2 separate regions of the Homo sapiens genome follow, and region 1 is linked to region 2. The links are chromatin contacts, found by Hi-C in ENCODE. All regions are on one chromosome and are shown on one strand. The core of a region is the stretch at or near the end of the contact, and the rest is flanking DNA. Distances in the headings are between cores, read along the strand shown.

Region 1 (2,700 bases), core at 118-2,617, 400 kb after region 2:
GGCCTCAAGATGAAGGGATGATGCTTCTTCTCCCTGGTTGCTCAATCTGACTTGCAGGCCCTCTACTGGCTCCTCAGAAAAGGGTCTCCAGCGCCAAAAGAATCTCCTGGGGTGCTCAAGCCCCCAGCCCTATGCAGGATGGAGAATATCTTGTGAGTTCCAGAGGAGGGGTTCTATTAGTCGTGTGCACGAACCTGCAGGAAGGCAGAGCTTGGGGTGGTGCTGTGGCAGCTACCGGCAGGGGCCAGAGCCTCTCCAGGCAGCAGGGCCATCTGGACATCCTGGACTGGGGAGCGTATCTCCTGGGCTGTAGAGGGAGGTGCAGAGGGGACATGACTAGGAGGGTTGGAGATGGGGAAAGTGTCCTTGTGTCCTTACAAGGCTCATTTTCCCCCCATCCTTTGCTTGTTATAGGAGTGAACCTGTCTTGCAGATGATCGTTGACTATGCAGGTAAAATAGATTGCGATCATTGTCATCCTGCTCAGAAAACCCACCTGGATAGGACCAGTCCTGGGACTGGGAGCCCGGAGACGCCACTGAGAGCCGGTCCTGCAGGGACTCCAGGGAGATGAACCAGGAGATGGCTCAGCAAGGACCAGGCAGTGGCAGAGGTGCCCGAGTAGAGTGATCGTGGGGCAGAGGACTGAGGGAAAGTGCGTGCCTGTGCCTGGCAGTGCCGCCCCAGGTGGAGGAGGAGCCCTCAGGGTGGTGGGCTTCCGATGAAGGGTGACTCTGCTGGGGTCTGAGGCTGTGCTCCCAGTGGACTCAGGGACCCCACTGCACAAGCCCGATTTTGGGTAACAGGGCACACCTAGGGAACAGGCCCAGAGCACCCTCTCCTTGGAATAAACTCCGGATCCAAGTCCCAGAACCCACCTTAGGAGGCGTCTGCCGCCCCCGCCCCCTCCCCAGCCTTCCAGGCCCTGGCTGCGGTGGATGGGGGCGCGGAAGGCCCAAGTGCGCGAACTTCACCTGGCCCGGCCGTCCTCCCCGTGGGGGGCCCAGGCTGCGGGCGCGTCAGGCCGTCTCTGTCGCCATCCGGAGGAGCGGCTTGGGCGCCGCGTCCCCTCTGCCAGGCCCGGGTCGGCGGGCGGCTGGAGCCCCCAGCGGTGGCGGGCGCGCGCCTCTCTCGCGGATGCCGGGGCGCGCGTAGCCGGGGCGCGCAGTGACGCCCAGAGCGGGGCCGGCGTCCCCCTGGCGGGCCGGCGCGGGGTCGGCGGGCGCGGGCGCGAGCGCGGGCGGCGCGGGCGCGGCGCGGGGCGCGGTGGGCCGGGGCCCGGGCGCGGCGGCGGCGGCGGCGGAGGATGGCGCGCGCGGGGCCCGCACGTGGAGGCCGGCGCGGGGGCGCGGGCAGGGCCGGCTGCTGAGACGCGCTGCTGCCCCCCGCGCGGGCGCCGCGGCTTCAATGGCGCCATCGCCCAGGACCGGCAGCCGGCAAGATGCGACCGCCCTGCCCAGCATGTCCTCAACTTTCTGGGCGTTCATGATCCTGGCCAGCCTGCTCATCGCCTACTGCAGTGAGTACCGCGCGGCCCCGGCCCCGGCACGGCCCTCTGGGCCCCGGACCCCCTCCTCCGGCCCCGGCAGGCGCCCCGCGGGCCTCCCGGAGTCGGCGCGGAGTTACGAGCGCCGGGCGCATGGTCCCCCGAGTCCCGGCCGGTCCAACGCTGCGCTGGGCGGGCGAGAGGGTCCACCCGGGTTCCGGGCGCTCGAGCACTTCGGGGTCGGACGCCCCGGCCCGAGCCTCCCTTCCCTGACTCCCCGGCAGGGCCCGGGCTCCAGGCCCCGGGTGGCGCGGCCCGTCCCTGCCCGGCGGTCGGAGCCCAGCCAGCGGCTTCCCGGCCGAGATGCGCGCTCAGGAGGCAGCCGCAGGTCGCGGAGGGCGGGCGGCGCTGCCGGGGTGTCTGCGGAGCGCCCTCCCCGTGCCTCAGCCCGGGACAAGGGGGGAGGCGGCGGCCGAGCCCGGAGAGGAGCTCTTCAGGCAGGAGCCCAGCCTGGGCTCGGAGGAGCAGCTGGAGCTTCCGCTTTCCCGGGAAACGGGCTCGTCAGGCGCCTTCTGGAAAGAGAAGCGAAGTGAGGGATGGGATGCCCGGAGGGGGCTCGCCGCGGCCGCGGACGTTTCTCGGGTCGTGTCTGGGGCCCGAGCTGGTGACCGGCGGGACTGGCGCGGGCGCGGGCTGGGGTGGTGCGGGCCAGTGGGCGCCCGGGCGTGAGCTGAGGGCTGGGGTAGGGGGTGACCGCCGCGGGCTCCCTGTTGCCTGGAGTGAAGGGTGGGGGGTGGCCTGTGCCCCTGCCGAGGCTCCAGGCGGGTGGAATGAGGGGTGGTTGGAGTCCCGGGTGCAGACTCCAGCCTCGGCGCTGGGGAGGGTGCTCAGCATCCCGGGGCACGTTCGCGGCTGGTGGGGTAAGTGGGGGCCGCTCAGCGTCCCGGGCACAGGCTCTGGCCCCAGATGGCGCGGGCTGGTCGGCTTCAGCTCCGGGAGCTCCGGGCTTCTTGTCTTCAGCGGGAGAATAGGACGGGTGCTGGGGAGCACCTGTCATGGAGAATTGCCATGGGCGCGGGAGGTGATGGAAAAATATGGATTCTTTACAAAAAAAAAAAAAAAAGGCCAGCACCGAACCTCCCTCCACAGACACCACCTCCTCCAGAGCCCCGGGCCTCCAAGCTCCCAGTCCGATCTGATCCTTCCGCTGTCGC
Region 2 (2,700 bases), core at 156-2,655:
TGACAAATAAAAATTATGTATATTCAAGGAGTCGAAGTAAGTATTTCAAGGAGTGATTGGCACACTGAACAGGCTCACTGTAGCACTGCTCACAAGGGCCAAGATCCAGAAACAATCTCCATGTGTGTCTATGGAAGACTGCGTACTGTAATGTGATGTATACCCAATGGAACATTATTCAGCCATAAAGAAGGAAGTCCTGCTATTTACAACAACATGGACGGACCTGGAGGCCGTTATGCCAAGTGAAATGAGCCAGGCCCAGAGAGACAAGTCTGGCATGGTCTCCTTCCAGGCCTCATCTCCTTCCAGGCCTTGTCTCCTCAAGGGCGGCATGGCTGGGGCCCAACTTGCCCTGCTCTGTCTCTTTCCTCCCTGCAGGAGCCACCCTGGGTCTCCGCCAGATGTCTGAGGAGCTGTCATCTGGCTGTGGGACTCCGGCTCTTACCACCAGACTGCTGTCCCCAGCATCTGGGCCTGGGAGACAATCCCTTTCCCTCCCACTCCTAGGATTGCTGGAAATTGCTTAACTCCCACCTGCAGGGGGAATGGGGGCCCAGAGACAGGCACAGCAGGCCTGGCAGAGGGCCTGGGGAAAGGCATCCTGGAGCAGCCAGGCTGACGTGGGTTTTGAGGGCTGCATGGAGCCAGCAACTAAGGATGAGGGGCTGGTGCCGCAGTCAGAGAGAAGAGTGTGCATGGATGGGGGAACCGGGTGCAGAGGCAGGGAGGAGGGATGGGAGGGCAGCAGGGGTGGGAGGCAGGCGGGGTGGGGAGAGTGTGCACACCTAGAGGCTCACTGAGCAGGTGGTGCCCCCCGCATATCCTGAGAGCATCTGAGCCCCACAAATTCTGCCCTCCCAGCGTCTCCGTCCCAGGGAGTGGAATCTCTTGCCAAGAGGCCAGCTTTCTGGGCCTGGACTCCTCGTTAGACACCCAGCAGGTCTCCCACCCTCCTTCCTGTCCCAGGAACTGTCCTCTGTTACTAATCTGTCCCATCACAAGCCTCCAAGATGGCCAGCAAGGCTGAGGTCACCTGACTGCAAGGCTGACTCTCGTGGCCTCTTGCCCTAAGCTCACCGTGGCTGCTACATGGCTGTGTCCAGGAATGCCAAGGCCACTACACAGCTGTGTCCGGGACCCTTTCAGGGTCAGAGTTGGAACCTGCTTTCTGCAGGGTCCTGAGCACGGTCCCCTCTTGAAGGGAAGCTGAGCATGCTGGGCTTGCGGCTCTCAGCGGGAGGACGGGGCCAGGCTGAGGACAGCCAGGAGAGCCTGGGCTGCCGCCTCCTTCCTAAGCCCCTAAATCATCTCCGAAGACACATAATTAAACCACAAATCAGATAATCTAAGGGCTCGGGTTTGTTTTGTTTTGTTTTATCACATGTCAGAAGCTGGAACAGCAAGCCGTTCGTCCTCCCACTCCCACAGGGCCAGGATGACTCAGTCCTTCCCCGGCCGGTGGTGCCAGCAGCAGGACGCCAGCCAGAGCCCGTTCCGGGTCACACCCCAGGCCCAGGGCAAGGCACGGCACCTCTCCTGCCTCAGTTTCCTCTTTTGTAAAAGAAGAATGAGAATGGCCTCCCCCTTGGGGCTGCTAAGCACAGACACGGTAAATGCTCAGTGCCTGTGAGCACTGGGATTTTTCTCTGCACCCACGCAGCAGCAGGCTTCTGTTTGTCCACTTGTATGCTTATGGAGACCTAGAATGGGGCTGCAGCTTCACTGCTAAGACCCAGGCCTAGTCTTTTTATCTCTCTGGGCTCAGTCCTTTCACTGGTAGACTGTGGACCCGATCTTCCCCAGGGTCTCTGTTCCATGCCTCCTTGGGCAGGCTATAAGAAAGCGAAAGTCAGCTAAGCCAGGAGACTCGCACAGGACGCAGGGAGAAGGGGCTGGGGTGTGCCTCCCACTGCTCCCAAAGGGCAGAAAGAGGCAGCATAAAGTGGACAAGGGCCTTTGGGTTGTATGGAATACATGGACTTGATCCCAGCTGGTGGGGATGAGAGAGAAAGCAGGTTTGCCCTCTAGGAAAGGAAAATAAATCTTGGCCCCTCCCCGCCCCACCAAAATCACTAAGCTAAAGGGAAAAGTCAAGCTGGGAACTGCTCAGGGCAAACCTGCCTCCCACTCTATTTAAAGCCCCCCACCCTGCTCACTGAGATGAATGCACATCTTATTGCCTCATTTGCAGAGGCTGATCAGAAACTCAAAAGAATGCAACCATTCGTCTCTTGTCTACCTGTGACCTGGAAGCCCCCTCCCCACTTCCATTTGTCCCGCTTTCGCCTCGAGTTGTCCTGCCTTTCCAAGCTGAACTAATGTTCATCTTGCATATGCTGATCAATGTCTCATTTCTCCCTGAAATGTATAAAACCAAACTGTGCCCTGGCCACCTTGGGCACATGTCATCAGGGCCTCCTGAGGCTGTGTCATGGGCGCGTCCTCAACCTTGGCAAAATAAACTTTCTAAATTAACTGAGACCTGTCTCAGATATTCGGGATTCACAGGTCCCTGATCACAGCAGTGAAGTTACATTGCCACCTTCTCAAGTGTGACACAGCACATCCTGCAAAACCAAAAGGCCCCCCTCCCTCCCCATGCACCTGCCTGCACCCTCCTGGTTTTCTGCCTCAGTCCCAGCCCCGTCCTGAGATCTCACGAGGCCTGTTTCTCCAGCTGCTCCCACTGTTCTGCGT

The links. A loop is a pair of places that touch in the nucleus more often than their neighbours do. Pooled maps may share reads with other maps.
Region 1: a map with no recorded cell type shows a loop between it and region 2 (2.7-fold over the local background). The contact joins the promoter of TAFA5 here to the enhancer-like site in region 2. A Hi-C loop is called at or near these places in 2 of 168 maps with a recorded cell type or tissue (OCI-LY7 and Ramos), 4 of 37 single-sample maps with no recorded cell type and 3 of 50 pooled maps.

The regions. Positions count from the first base shown.
Region 1 is chr22:48,488,186-48,490,885 of GRCh38, forward strand. TAFA5 (TAFA chemokine like family member 5) reads left to right here and starts at 1,368. Exons shown (of 4, transcript NM_001082967.3): 1 at 1,368-1,519. The coding sequence starts at 1,408.
Region 2 is chr22:48,088,854-48,091,553 of GRCh38, forward strand. No RefSeq gene overlaps it. Among named protein-coding and RNA genes, the nearest start is that of MIR3201, 180 kb to the right of the region's middle. RefSeq lists enhancers at 1,401-1,480, 1,511-1,760. Within about 2 kb of position 1,406, at least 6 of the 41 ENCODE cell types and tissues checked have a DNase peak (open chromatin) inside an H3K27ac peak, as active enhancers do; they include OCI-LY7, where a contact is called at or near this core.